Regions from separate parts of the Homo sapiens genome. Here regions 2, 3 and 4 are each linked to region 1. Evidence: chromatin contacts called from ENCODE Hi-C or POLR2A ChIA-PET data. All regions are on one chromosome and are shown on one strand. The core of a region is the stretch at or near the end of the contact, and the rest is flanking DNA. Distances in the headings are between cores, read along the strand shown. Region 1 holds the start of CASC18 (cancer susceptibility 18). Region 2 overlaps NUAK1 (NUAK family kinase 1). Region 3 has its middle 170 kb from the start of NUAK1. Region 4 overlaps LOC105369957 (a long non-coding RNA gene).

Region 1 (3,659 bases), core at 1,094-3,593:
AAATGAAGCCATTTCATGCCTTTGGCTCCCTTTGATCATTGTTATTTCTGTGACTAATGTGTAACTGGAGCTGCTTTTTCTGGGGCATGAGCCTCGCCTGGGCAGCTGCTAGGAGAGTGTGGCCTGGTCTCCTGTTGTCAGCGCAAGCTGACGGCAAGGCCAGGGCTCAGCAAGGTCAGGTTAGTCTCAGCCAAAGTGGACTGGAAGAGATGCACCTGCGCTGACAAGCAGCTATCTGTTCCCATTTGCCTCTGACTGCATTTCTCCAGGGCCTCCCTTGTCCTGGAGAACTCTTGGGTGGGAACTGGTGTTTTTTCCCTTGAAAGGAAGAGATAGAGGACATTTCAAGAGATAGGAGCAGAACATTGCCTCTCAAATTGTAAAGAAGGTGACTTCTGAAGCTCATCATTTTAATTTTCCCTCCCCTTTGTCCCTCATCAACTTCTATTCCTGCATCCTCCCTAACCCCTCCATGCGTGCATCACACACACACATACACACACACATACACTCACACTCACACGCTGGGCACAGCAGGCATGCAAGCACAGTTGGGAATTCTGTGAGTCCTTCTAGACTAAGGAAACTCAAACTAAAAAGTAAAATCTATTAATAACAACTCCCTCCTCCCCATTTACTACGGAATTTGCTCTTGCGGATTCTCTAGAGCGCCCTCATGTGACGCCCTGTTGTAATAGCATTCAAGACTTTGGAAGGATATAAGGATCTGTTGAAACACTGTATCACCACAATTCAAAGTATCACTTTTCCGGATGAATAACGCCTAGTATTTGATAGCACAAAACGAGGACTGTAGTCAATAATAATTTAATTGTACATTTTTTTAAATGCCCAAATTATTTAAATTTCAGAAAGAGATGGGCCCTTCAGGGAGAGGAAGGCTCGGCTGTCTTAATCTCTGGGAGCCCTGTAGAAGAATGAGAAGACAAACAGCTGACTTTTTTCTAATTTTTAACAGCTACTTGTGGACCAAGGTGACACTTAGGAATCCCAAGAAGCTCCAGCCATAAAGGGAGTCGGTATCCTTCCTCCAATTGTAAACCCCAGCACTCCCACTGAACACACTGGCCATGCCAAAAGTTCACACATCGGCCACGCAAAGAGCTCAAAGAGATCCATTCAGTACCTGGGAAGGCACGATCACTACGGGGAGAATCAGAAACCACGCGATCGCCAGGTGGCCTTCAAAGAAGCCTCCTCCCAGAAGGTCCAGAATCCCATCCAGAGACATTTCTGTCACTCTTCTCAAGCCACCTCATCATCTCTCTCTGCAGTTGAACTGCTGATGTTTCTGAGATTGTGGGTTTGTTCAAAATGAAGCTTGGCAGAATCATAATTTATAGGCTAATATTTTGTAAGTAGAGACAATTCATGACTTAGAATCTTATGAATAAATTGCTCCTGTTTTATTGCTCTGTGTGTGTGTGTGTGTGGGTGTGGGTGTGGGTGTGGGTGTGTGTGCATATAACTTTTCTTTTTCCACGTTTACCTCTTGAGTGGGCCCATTAAACTGAGAAGTACTGCGTGAGGTCTTGAGATAGCACAAGCCTTCGCCACCCCTGTAAAGGTGTGACGTGTGTCTAGGCAAAACCCTGGCAGGTCTCCAGGCGGTCCTTCTGAGTTAGGGCTCTGAACACTCTCTCTTAAAGCCCTGAGCTATGAACACAGCTTTGAACGGGACAGAGAAAGACCAAGTCAGAGGGGGAGCAGCTGTGTCTTTCTCCTCTCTGCTTCATTATAGACAAAATTGACCTCTGGGCCAAGTCTCATTAACTAATTGAAGAGTTCATAGTCACACAGTGTTTCTCAAAACGAGATTCAGAGAACACGAGCATCAGAAACACCTGAAGTGTTTGTTGGAATTGCAGCTACCTGGGCCCCATTTGGTGCCTGTTGAATCAGAATCTGTGGTATAAGAACCTAAGATCTGCATTTCCAATACACTTATAAGTTGAGTGTCAAGCACAGTAAAGTTTGGGCAGCCCGTCCCTTAATCTTTTCACATCCCGTCAGATTACAGATTTATATTTTAACAAAAGCCTTTATTTCCATAAGCCAACAGGGGAACTTCAGATACTGCTGTGGGGCAGCAGGGGAGATGTTGTTAAGCAAAGGGAGAAGGGCTTCCAGCGCCTCTTGATTTTTTCTGCAGAGGTAGCTGCACATGCAGCTGGTCAGAGTTTACCTTCTATGTCCTACCCCTGTGAATGCACCCCAGAGCTGGAGCACGCATTGAGGTCAGGGGGGCGCCTACCTGGAAGGACCTACCTGGAAACTGGATATCCAGTGAGGAGAGGAGAAGGGGCTGTCAGAAAATCAGCTCACCTCTAGACGGCGGCAACTCAGATAAGAGGAGCTTGTACTTCCGGTCTCTCCTCCCTCATCCCTTTCTGGTTGGGAAATTTTGTTCAAGCTACCGCTGTATGCTTCTGTTTTCTCTGAAGAAAATGGAGACTAATATTTATGCCTGCCTCAATAAATACATTTTTATTATAATTAATTTTGAAAGGTCCTGAGATTGGTAGGAAGATCACGTCCTCAGAGGCAGGTGTTGTGAACAGTGGATATGAAGTTGCATGGAAAATCTTCCACATGCTCAGTCCATCCCCAAGGGAAAAGGAATGTCTGGTGGGAAGTGAAGAGCTCTGAGCCCCTGCCTTCTCTGCTGCAGCACCCACCATCTTCCTCTTCTATTCCAGCCATGCGAGGCTTTTTTCTATTCCTTGAACCCAACAAACATTGCTCGTCTTCAGCCAGGATTGGGAAGCACTGCTCAATCCACTGCTGTATATAAATCTAGCTCACGGGTTGGGACTTTTCAGGCAGGGAAAGGCTCATTAGGAAACTGAGGCTGATTTTGGATGTTTCCAGGTCAGGAAGGTTGTATGTGTAGGTTTTCTTCTGCATTGGGCACAGAACATTGGATGGTCATTCTCATTCCCATCTTTGGCAAGGGCTGGGATGAAGTATGTGCTGGTGGTTCCTGAGCTGCCTAGCAGAGACGTGGGCTTGGGGAGGAGGACATTTTCTTTCCAGCAGGTGCTCGAGAGGACTCAAAGAGGTGATGAATGGAGCAAACAGAGCCTGGACTCCATCCAGGTAGACAGGGCTTATACCCAAATCTGTCACTTACTAGTTGTATGATCTTGGTTAAGCCTTAGTTTCCTCCTCTATAAAATGACTCTAAATAGTAACACCTACCTCAGAGTTGTTATGAAGATTAACAGACATAAGGTGTGTAAACCAATTACACTGTGTCTAGTACACATGACTGCCCTGTTCATACTAACTATGGTGATTTGATGTTTGGGAGCCACGCTTTTTAGTCTTTAAGGTCTGTGTAATCTCGCTGTCTTGTTTTATTTTATATTTCCCCATTTATTCTCTATTCTCGCTCCTGTTTCCTCCCATTTCCCTCTCCTGTCTTCCTTCCTGGGATTTCTTATATGTCCTTAGATTATCTCCAAAAAACACAGAACTTGGTTTTGTGTGTATATTAAAGTTTAATATCCTTAAGTAGTAACGTGCTATAAATCGTTTACCACCTTTTGCACTCAACACTAAGATTTTTAGAGGTATCCATATTATGGTTTGCCAGTGGTTCTCAACTTCACTATGAAACAGAATCACTTGGGAGC
Region 2 (3,406 bases), core at 122-2,621, 390 kb before region 1:
ATAAACCACACGATACATTCACATAATGGAGTACTCTAGAGCAATGAGAATGAACAATCTTTGACGACATTGAGCAACGTAGATTATTCTCACAAACATGTTGAATTAATGACAAAAGAAGGTATACTACGTGATTCCATTTTTTTTTTTTGAGACAGAGTCTCGCTCTGTCACCAGGCTGGCTCACTGCAACCTCCTTCTCCTGGGTTCAAGCGATTCTTGTCCCTCAACCTCCTGAGTAGCTGGGATTACAGGTGCCCACTACCACGCCCAGCTAATTTTTTGTATATTTAGTAGAGACGGGGTTTCACCATGTTGACCAGGCTGGTCTCGGTCTCCTGACCTCATGATCCACCCGCCTCGGCCTCCCAAAGTGCTGGGATTACAGGCATGAGCCACCACGCCCGGCTATGACTCCAGTTTTTAGAACTTCAAAACTCATCTACGATTTTGGTTCATATTCCTCATATTCATGGTATTGGTGTATCTGTATCTTTGGGGAGATGATTAATGACAGAAAGAGGGCATGGCAGGGGTGCTTGCAGGGGGCTGGCAATATTGTTTCTTGATGTGAGTGCTGGTGCCCTATTTATTTATTTATTTTATTTTTTGTTTTAGAGATGAGGTCTCGCTATGTTGACCAGGTTGGTCTCAAACTCCCAGCCTCAAGCAATCCTCCCATCTCGGCCTTCCAAAGTGCTGAGATTTCAGGTGTGAGCCACCATCCCCGGCTTGGTTCCCTATTTATAAAGTAGGGATAATATGGATCCCTATCTCATAAGATTATTGTGAGGAATAAATGTTTTAATCCATGACATGTAGTAACTGTTCAATAAATATTAACTATTCTTATTACAAGCTTTCTAGGGAAGGAGAGATCCCTGTCTGGGAAGTCTCCTGGAAAAAATTGAGCCCCAGACAATTTCACAGGTCCAGGATCCTGGATGCTGTCCTGTGCCTTGCTCCTGTCTCTTGGATTGTTCTCGGCGATGTTTGGTTGCCTGTGTGACTCACCTGCAGCTCCTTGTGGGCTTTCAAGGTCTTGTGTTTTATTCATCGCCGTCTTCTTTCTCTCCTCCTAGTCCCTGGCCCTGCCAGCTGCTGGCGGTTCTGTTTCTGCTCTGTTCCCTTCCTCATGCTGACCCTTCTACCTGGCCTGCCTTTCCTTCCCCTCCAAACTGGGAAAAGTCTTCTTTCGGTATCCCCAGTGCCATCTGCATAGTAGGTGCTTTCTGCTGTGCTAAAAACCAGGCTGTACACCACCTGGCCATGGCCCCAGTGCTGTGGGCTGACTCAGGCTGAGCTAAGTTTCTATTCAGGGATTTAATTTTCCTGGTAGGCCTGGCATGTCAAGGGCCATAGTTTTCCTTACCATTCTGGAGCCACCGGGCCTCTGGGTAAAACTGTCTGGCCAAGAGACACAGGCTTTCATTTTTCAGAAAGGAAACCCTTCCCAACTGGTGGAAAATAAGCTTTTGCTTAGTGACTAATAACATAAACACAGACAAGATTTCTGGGCTTATAAATAACCAGTTGTAAAAGTGCCCAAGGGAAGCAGCCTTTTTTTGCTAGAAGAATGGCCAAGAGTATCCCTGTCACCTTGTAGATAGTGACCTTAAGCACGGGCAAAGGAGCGTTGGGCCAAGGGTGTGGAAGCTGCTCATTCTTCAGTATTAATTCCCAAGGCCTTGCTCTTATACATTATAAATCCTGGACTATTCTGGAAAAATAACACCCAATCTCTAAGGTCCTTTCCTGCTCGAAAATCCTGTGATTCTGTGGCAGCCACAACATGTTTTAAAGAGCGATGCCAGCAGGGAGAGGAAAGTCTTAGGGTTTTGTTTTGCTAGAGCTGCCTAAGTGGCTGATGAAGTAATTATGAGCACAGCTTCCATTCGTTGAGCACTGGCCGGGGCACCGTGCTGAGGGCGATAGACCTGTGAGGAAATTACTAGTCTCATTGGACTGATGAGGAGGCGGAGGGTCAGAGGGGTTGATATATATGAGTAGTAATGGAATGGCTGAGAGCTTGGGGGTAGCAGTCAGACTGCTGGGCCCAGTGCTGGCTATGCCTCGTACTCTTTGTAGTTATGGGAATTATTATTCACCTTGTCGCCCCAGGTGTTCTCATCTGTAAAATGGGGATCCTCATAGTACCGAATCCTTATGATGTAATTCATGCAGAATGATTATTAGCATGGTGCCTGCACATGGTAAGCCTACAGCAAATTTTGCTGTTATTAAGAAAGGCTTCAAGAAGCTTCATCTGTAACAGCTCTGGCCTCCTTGATGAAACACTGAGGCTTGAAATCTAGAAATCTTCTTTGCTCTCAATTAATTTAAGGTGACAGGGCCTTGACCGTGAGACTTGGGCTTCTTCCTATGGGGGACTGGGGGATGGTGTCCCAGAGCCAGGCCTGGCTGCTCGGACAGTTCTCTGACCAGATTGCTCACTGGCCCTGCCTGAGAGAATGAGGGGCCAGTTTTATCCCTCGGGTATCATCTCATTCATCCAGTGTTTCCCAAACTGGCTCCATATGAGTTCTTCTGGATGCCAATAGGAGGATTGAAATGGCCCAATCAACTGGCAGAACTCTGAGTTAAGGAAACCAGGCTCTCTGAGGACCATCAAGTATTAATGTTTGGCTTGGGTTTGACTGTGGAATTTTTTCTTCTTCAAGATAGCTTGCAGAATGAGTACTCCATGGAATATGCATTTGGAACTATTTCTTGACCCCTCCAAATGCAGTCAGCAGGGAGGCAAGTGTGAGGTCTGGCAACCAGAAAGGATGGGGGTAAGGGATGTCCTTGGAGGTGAGACAGGTGGACAGATCTGCGATATATTTTATTTTATTTTTGAGATGAAGTCTCACTCAGTTGCCCAGGCTGGGGTGCAGTGGTGTGATCTCGGCTCACTGCAACCTCCACCTCCTGGGTTCAAGCTATTGTCCTGCCTCAGCCTCCCCAGTAACTGGGGTTACAGGCACCTGCCACCACACCCGGCTAATTTTTTATATTTTTGGTGGAGATGGGGTTTCACCATGTTGGCCAGTCTGGTGACTTCTGGCCTCAAGTGATCCACCTGCTTCAGCCTCCCAAAGGGCTGGGATTACAGGCGTGAGCCACCGTACCTGGCCAGACTCGGGATATATTGTAGAGACAGGATCAGTAGGACTGATTGATGGAAGCTGCTTAGTAAAATATTTGGTGTATTGGACTGTATTGAACCGAATTGTGTTTGTGTCTCCTTGATACCAAATCAGCCAGTTGGAGAGGGAAGAATCCAGCCACTGAAACAGCCCTTCTGTCTGTGTGAGGCAAGTGGCTCACACCTCCCGACAGTCGCTGAAGGGCCAGAGGCTTTGGCTCCCTTAAAGACGTGCCAGACTCTTTGGGGTGTGAGTCT
Region 3 (3,698 bases), core at 873-3,372, 260 kb before region 1:
CTCCCAGTCTTTAGTTTATCTTTTCATTCTTTTAACAGTGTAAAAGTTTTACTTTTGATTAAGTAAGTCCATTTTACCATGCTTTTGTGTCATTTCTAAGAACTCTGCCTAATCTTAAGTCACAAAGATTTTCTTCTAAAGGTTTTATTATTTTACATTTTCCACTTGGGTATGTAACTCATTTTGAGTTAATTTTTGTATAAAGTGTGAGATATATATATATATAGGTTGAAGTCCACTTTCTTTTGCACATGAACATCCAATTTTTCCAGCACCATTTCTTGAAAGGACTATCCTTTCTCTATTAAATAGCCTTTGCACCTTTGCCAGAAATCAATTGACCATATTTGGGTGGGTCTATTTCTGGATTCTTCATTCTGTTCCATTGATTTATGTGTCACACTTTTTGCCAATACCACTTTTTGCCAATCAAGATCACAATGTCTTGATTATTGTAGCTGTATAGGAAGTCTTAAAATCAGGTAGTGTGGACTCCCCTACTTTGTTCTTCTTATTTAAAATTATTTTGTCTGTTCTAGCTTCTTTGCCTTTCTATAAAGATTTTTAGAATCAGCTTTTTGTCATCTCAAAAAAGCCTGCCAGGATTTTAATCTCTAGTGTGTTGAATCAATTTGAGGAGAATGACATATTAATAAGATCAAGTGTTCTAATCCATGAATGCAGCGTATCTCTCCATTTACTGAGAGTTCTTTTTCTCTTATCAGTGTATTTTAGCTTTTAGCATATAGGTCTTGCAATATTTTGTTAGATTTATACCTAAGTATCTTATTATTTTTGGTGTTATTATATAGGGTTCTGTTTATTTAATTTCAATTCCTAGTTGTTTATTACCAGTATTCAGAAATAAGATTGATTTTTTTAAGTATTAACTTTGTACGCTTCAGATTTGTTAAGCTCACTCCTTATTTTCAGTAGCATTTTTGCAGATTCCTTGGGGTTTCCTATGTGAATAATCACATACTTTGAGATGAGAAAGTTTGATTTCTGCTATATGCCTCACAGTTTTTTTCTTTGCTTTATTGCACTGGCTAGGACTTCCAGTAGGAGGAAAAGGAATGATTAGAGCAGACATTTTCACCCTTGTTTTGCTCCCAATCTGACAGGCTAAGAATTCAGTCTTTCACCATTGAATATAATGTTAGCTGTTTTTTTTTTTTTTTTTCCCTGTAGATGCCCTTTATTAGGTTAAGGAAGTTCTCTTCTATTCTTAGTTTACTGAGAGTTTTGATCATGATGTTAAATGTTTCAAATGCTTTATTTGAATGTATTGAGATAATCACATGATTTTTTTTCTTTAATCTGTTAATATGGCAAATAACATTGATTTTTTATTGTTGAGCCAGCCTTGCATTTTCAGGACAAAATCCACTTGATTGTACCATCCTTTTTCTGTACTGCTGTATTTGATTTTTTAGTATTTGTGGAGGATTTTTGCATTTATAAGGGGTATTGGCAGCTAGATTTTCAGATGTTTATGAGAATAAAGTTAAAGGCAGCAAGATAGAAGATTAAGCTATTTGAATGGAATTATAACAGTAATAAAAATAATGCTCAACACTTATTAAGTGCTTCCTATATGTCAGGCACTATTCTAAGCACTTTAAATGTATTCATTTATCTCATTATCATAACAGTGCTATGAGGTAAGTACTATTATTATCCCCATTTTACAAAAATAGAAGTGGAGTCAGACAACTTCAGAGTCTGTGCCAAATATTTATTTATATAAATGATATGACCCACTTCTTTTCAGAGCGCAAGTGTAATCAAATCTCCTGCATTCTTCCAGTGAACAATTGTTCATATCCCCGTTAGTAGAAGTTCTGTATCGTTTTCTTGAAGATTCCTCCCTCTTTGCCCTCATCCAAATGATCTGAGGTCCCTGGAGGCTTTATAAGTTCAAAGTGTTTTGCCTTGCCTCCAAATCCTGAGCGAGGAATAAACTAGAAAGTTGAATCTGGTTCCTAGGACTGCTGTTTCTGTGGCTTCCCAGTGAGATATCTGTGGAATGTTGGTCCCACATAACCTAGAGAAGAATGTCCTATGCCTCTGGGATGAGGGTGCTGGCCTTGGGGGGGTCTCTGTGGGGCTTGCTTGGGCTCAGATATTATTCTGAAGGCCACCATTTGGACAGGATGTCCAGGTCTGGAGGGATTACTGGGCTCAGCCACATGTTACGCAGGGCCAGGCCATTTTCTTTGACTTCTTAGGCCAGAGACCTAGTCATCAGTAACAAAATCTTTAGATTTTTGCATTAAAATATTTCTTGTTTCTTTCGGAAAAAAAGTGAAGATGTGGTCCACTTATGCCTACATTCTTCTGCAACAACAGTCAGCGGAAGCTGAGCGAGCATTCAGTGGGCAGGGTCTCTGGTACATCCCACTTCCTGCCACTTACAGTGTTCTTGTGACTGCTTAGTCCCTGAATGCATTTGTGCTTTCAATTTGTGCCATAGGCCTTTGCACTGGGCTTGGATTCTGCGTATATTTGTTAAAGTAATATTTATCGAGTGCCAAATGCTTATCAGGTACTGCCCACTGTGAATGCAGAAGTGAGCAAAATAGACAATAATCCTGACTTCCAGGACCTTACATTTTGTTTGGGGGGACATAGCCAGTAAGCCAAATAAGCACGTTATATAATTCTTTATGTAACTGTATAATTCTAAATGTAATTTAATAAAGTGCTGGGGAGAAAAATAAAAGCAGGGATGGTAGACTGGAAATGTCAGGCAAGGCAGGGTTGAAAGTGTCACAGGTTGTTAGTGATGGCTTCAGGAAGAGGATGACATTTGAGCAAAGAACTAATCCATTTGCATATTGGAGAAAAGAACATGCCAAGCAGAGGGAACAGAGAGGCACAAGGCCCCGAGTCTGGAGCACGTTTGCCAGTTTGAGGGTTAGCAAAGAGACATTGTGGTTCCAGCAAAGTGGGCAAAGAAGAGTAGGAATAGGAGAGGAGGTGAAACAGTTGGCGGGATCCAGTTTATAGCGGACCTCTTTGGGTTTTGGAGGCAACATATTCTTCATTTGAGTGTGTTATTCCAGCCCATTTACTGAGCGACCTGCAAAGCTGCTAGTTTTGAGTGGGACCCAGAACAAGAGAAGGCTCTGCGACAGGTCCAGGCCACTGTGCAGGCTGCTGTGCTGCTTGGTCCATACGATCCAGTAGATCCATTGGTCCTTGAAGTGTCAGTGGCAGATAGGGATGCTGTTTGGAGCCTTTGGAAGGCCTTTGTAAGTGAATTGCAACACAGGCCTTTAGGGTTTTAGAGCAAGGCATTGTTATTACCCACAGATAACTGCTCTCCTTTTGAGAAACAGCTCTTGGCTTGCTATACAGTCTTAATAGAGATCAAATACTTAACTAAGGGCCACCTGCATTTATAATCACCTCAAGTTATCATGCAACCTGAGCTACGCATCATGAACTGGATATTATCTGAGCCACCTAGCCACAAAGTTTGGTGTGCACAGCAGCATTCCATTATCAAATGGAACTGGTATTTATATGATTGGATATGAACAGGTCCTGAAGGCACAGATAAGTTACATGAAGAAGTGGCCCAAATGCCCATGGTCCCCACTCCTGCTCCACTGCCTTTTCTCTCCCAGCGTGTACCTATGGCCTTGTGGGAAGTTTCCTACAGTTGTTGACAGAGGAAGAGAAGCTTGGGG
Region 4 (3,219 bases), core at 545-3,044, 290 kb after region 1:
TTCATCACAGTTGTGGCACTGAGACCGAGTTGCCCACTTGTGAATACACCAATAATTGGGTTTCTTCCCTTTTCTGAGTCCCTGCCCAGTCCCTCCTGGTGCATCCTGGGATCAGCTCCCAAATGAACTATTTGCACTCAAATATTTGTCTCAGGATGTGATTTTGGGGGAGCTCAAAGTAAGACAATAGCTGAGGTTCAGAGAGCTTCAGTTTCCCATGATCTCACAGTTAAAAAGCTTGGCTGAGCCACAGTTGATGACCTCTTCTTCTGATTCCAAAGTGCCTGCCTGTCCTTGTCCCCTGGCCTCTCTGCCTTATACCCTACCCGGCTGTTGAGGAATTAAGTGAGATAATGCAGATGAAGAAGAGGGTCAAATGGCAAGCGAATGATTTTAACACTTTCACTGGCTGTTCCCCATGGCCCTGTGAGGCAGACAAGAGGTAGACAAGTTTGATGCCCACTCTATAGAAAACTGAGGCTCAAGGCCTTGGACAAAGCAACTGGCTAATAGGTGACAAATGACAAGATGATTCTCAGCTACTCCAGGTCTATTTTGCATCTTTCTCTGCATCTCTCTGTACCTGGGAGGCTAATGCCACTGGACATCTCCACCCAGGCCCCCTTGCCTTCTGGCTGCTAGTTTCACCCAACAGAAGGCATGGACAGGAAGAGAGAAGAGAGGGTTATTTAAATCCCTAGTCCCTCTTTGATGGGCTGTGTTTCTCTTCCTAAGCCATAGCTCCCATCCAACCACTTTAGTTTTTTTTTTTTTAACTAATTTAGATTTGTATAGGGTTTTGTTGTTGTTGTTGTTGTTGTTGTTGTTGTTTTTAGAAATCTCAAATCCTGGGGAAGAGAAGAGGAAATGACATCAGTTCACTAAGACCCCAGTACACTTTCCAAGTGCCAGTAGGCCCCATCCCTGTCTCAGGGCTCCAGCTCTCGCCAGATACTGTGGGTAGGAGCTCACCCTGGTCTTGCCCTTTGGCAGGCATTAGGGCTTCTGCTGTTTCTGGTCCCAGGGTGTTTCTCATCTGATCCCACATCTCTACAAATAATCTTCACGACACTCTCTTCACTTAAATCCTTTGAAGTGTCATTTTCATTCTTGTTGATACTTTAGCTGATCTGGAAGCCTTAGCAATCAATGAAAGGGGGAGAAAATAGAATACGTTATGGAGCAAATGTCATTCTCCAGGCTCTGTGTTGAGTCTTCTGTTCGTGAGCCTCACAATACTGCTGTGAGGTAGGGAATAAGATGATTCTCATTTCACAGATAAATGACTTGAGGCTAAGAAATGGTACATGGACCAAAATCCAGGTCAGTTAGAATTGACAGCCCATGCTCTCTCCCCAGCACCACAAAGACCACACTGTTCTCTAACCTGACTTGCCTTCACTGTAAATAACTGTTGGGACCAGAGCCCTCCAACCTTGCCCTGGGCATGTCAGGAAACCCGAGAACACCCTGCCTGTGGCAAGGGTGTAGCATCTTTGTGGCAAATGAGCTTTCCATGAATGGAAACAGCCTTTCCCTTCGGTGAGGAGAGGCAGGATTTCATGTGAATGTGTGATGACTGGCAGGGAGCCAAGAATAAGAGCAGGAAATGGGAGCCCAAGTGAGATAACTGCCACGGACATTGAGGGGAGGGGGCAGGATAAACAGAGGGGGTTCAATTTTGCAAAGCATTGGAGAGCACTTTGGATTAAGGACGGCCCTTGGGGAGAGCCGGGGATATTAGGAAAAGGGGGAGCCAGCCTTGGCAGGCAGCGGAGACTGAGTGCTGGTGGAGCAATTAAAGGGCGGAGCAAGTGGGCAGGAAACCACAGAATAATGCAAAACCCAAAAGCAGGCATCTAAAATGTGCACAAAAAAAAAATTATAAGGCAAAACATAGCAGACCAGAGTGTGTGCTTAGTAGCTAAAAATATTTGAGACAACATGTTAGAATGAGAAACATATGGAGTAAGCGGCAGCTGCCATTCAATTTAGCAGCTCAAGAAATGTGACTTGTCCCCATGGGCATTGGGAGGAGGAAATACTTGGAAAGAAAGAGTTCAGAATTCTAAATAAAGACATGAGGCTGAATGGGCACAGAGGAGTTTTCCCCAATATTTGACAATTGTGAATAAGATCAGAAATACTAGATGAATCACAAGATCCATTAGAATAGTGCAAATTTTATTCTCCTCACTCTATATAAATCTGCAACATACCCGTTACAAATTAATCATAACTTCCAGCTATTTAGCACCCACATACCAGGCACTTTGCATATATTATTTTGAATTCTCCCAACTACCCTGCAAGTAATATTATTGGCCCCATTAGATTTGGAAGCTGAAGCACAGAGAGTTTGAGTGACTTGCCTAACGTCACACAAACATCTGGTGAGAGGCCTGGTGAGGAATTAAATGCAGATCACTGTCCCCGGGCACATCCCATTACCCCGTGGCGAATCCCAAAATCTAGGCTTTCAAAATACTCTCATTTTCAGAAAAGAAAACAGAGGCATAAAAAGGGGAGAGATGTATCCTACAGAAGTGGAGAGACCCTAGAATTTCACCAAAGTTCTAGGGAGTTTGGGAAGAGAAATCTTAAGATTACTGAGCCCAATTCCTCTACTTTAATGTCAATGTGATCCCTCCAAGATCCAGAGCCAGGGCAGCAGGGTAGCACATTTTTCAAGCACAGTAGCACAGATTCCTACCATTCATGTATTCATTTATTCAGTCAACAAACATTTATCAAGTCACTGCTTGGTGCCAAGAACTATGTGCTATGAAAATATTTTTCCAATAGGCAGCTAGAAGGTGCTTGGTTTGCGTTTCCTTTTGGGTTTCTTTTTCTTTTTCTTTTTCTTTTTAGCACATTTCCACTTAATTCACTGCATCAGGTCCTCAAATGCTCCTCCAAAACTCTGTTCAGCTAATAACCAGCATACTGCTCTCTTTAGAATATTTATGATCAAATAACAGTCCTTTGTTTTTTCTAGTGGTGATTGTGTTTTCTGTTCGGTAACAATGGCAGCTCTGAAAGCGTGTATTTTCTTTAGCAAATATGAACAGTAAAGGCCTCTTATATTCCCTTTTCTGAGCTGAAGAAGGTAATTGAAAGGGTGCTTTATGAAAGGATCTGAAAAAACAAACATGGATTTGGCTAGAATTTTATTGGAAATCTAGAAACCTAGAGAGGGGGAAGAAAATAGGTTTTCCA

The links. A loop is a pair of places that touch in the nucleus more often than their neighbours do. ChIA-PET counts read pairs that join two places held with the same protein, here RNA polymerase II (POLR2A). Pooled maps may share reads with other maps.
Region 2: a pooled map shows a loop between it and region 1 (2.5-fold over the local background). The contact joins the enhancer-like site here to the promoter of CASC18 in region 1. A Hi-C loop is called at or near these places in 1 of 168 maps with a recorded cell type or tissue (chondrocyte) and 2 of 50 pooled maps. POLR2A ChIA-PET finds 5 or more read pairs at or near these places in 2 of 52 experiments (AG04449 and IMR-90).
Region 3: a map of ascending aorta shows a loop between it and region 1 (5-fold over the local background). The contact joins the enhancer-like site here to the promoter of CASC18 in region 1. A Hi-C loop is called at or near these places in 2 of 168 maps with a recorded cell type or tissue (ascending aorta and psoas muscle) and 5 of 50 pooled maps.
Region 4: a map of dorsolateral prefrontal cortex shows a loop between it and region 1 (2.4-fold over the local background). The contact joins the enhancer-like site here to the promoter of CASC18 in region 1. A Hi-C loop is called at or near these places in 36 of 168 maps with a recorded cell type or tissue (A673, Caco-2, Calu3 and 24 more), 10 of 37 single-sample maps with no recorded cell type and 36 of 50 pooled maps. POLR2A ChIA-PET finds 5 or more read pairs at or near these places in 2 of 52 experiments (A673 and BJ).

What each region holds. Positions count from the first base shown.
Region 1 is chr12:105,702,887-105,706,545 of GRCh38, reverse strand. CASC18 (cancer susceptibility 18) reads right to left here and starts at 2,343. Exons shown (of 5, transcript NR_110109.1): 1 at 2,290-2,343. LOC105369959 (a long non-coding RNA gene) reads left to right here. Exons shown (of 3, transcript XR_945309.3): 3 at 980-1,430.
Region 2 is chr12:106,089,241-106,092,646 of GRCh38, reverse strand. The region is part of intron 2 of NUAK1 (NUAK family kinase 1); the gene reads left to right. Among named protein-coding and RNA genes, the nearest start is that of NUAK1, 48 kb to the left of the region's middle. Within about 2 kb of position 1,371, at least 12 of the 41 ENCODE cell types and tissues checked have a DNase peak (open chromatin) inside an H3K27ac peak, as active enhancers do.
Region 3 is chr12:105,965,575-105,969,272 of GRCh38, reverse strand. No RefSeq gene overlaps it. Among named protein-coding and RNA genes, the nearest start is that of NUAK1, 170 kb to the left of the region's middle. Within about 2 kb of position 2,122, at least 2 of the 41 ENCODE cell types and tissues checked have a DNase peak (open chromatin) inside an H3K27ac peak, as active enhancers do; they include ascending aorta, where a contact is called at or near this core.
Region 4 is chr12:105,408,631-105,411,849 of GRCh38, reverse strand. It overlaps LOC105369957 (a long non-coding RNA gene), which reads right to left. Exons shown (of 3, transcript XR_945302.3): 3 at 1-1,138. Among named protein-coding and RNA genes, the nearest start is that of C12orf75, 80 kb to the right of the region's middle. Within about 2 kb of position 1,794, at least 5 of the 41 ENCODE cell types and tissues checked have a DNase peak (open chromatin) inside an H3K27ac peak, as active enhancers do; they include A673, ascending aorta and heart right ventricle, where a contact is called at or near this core.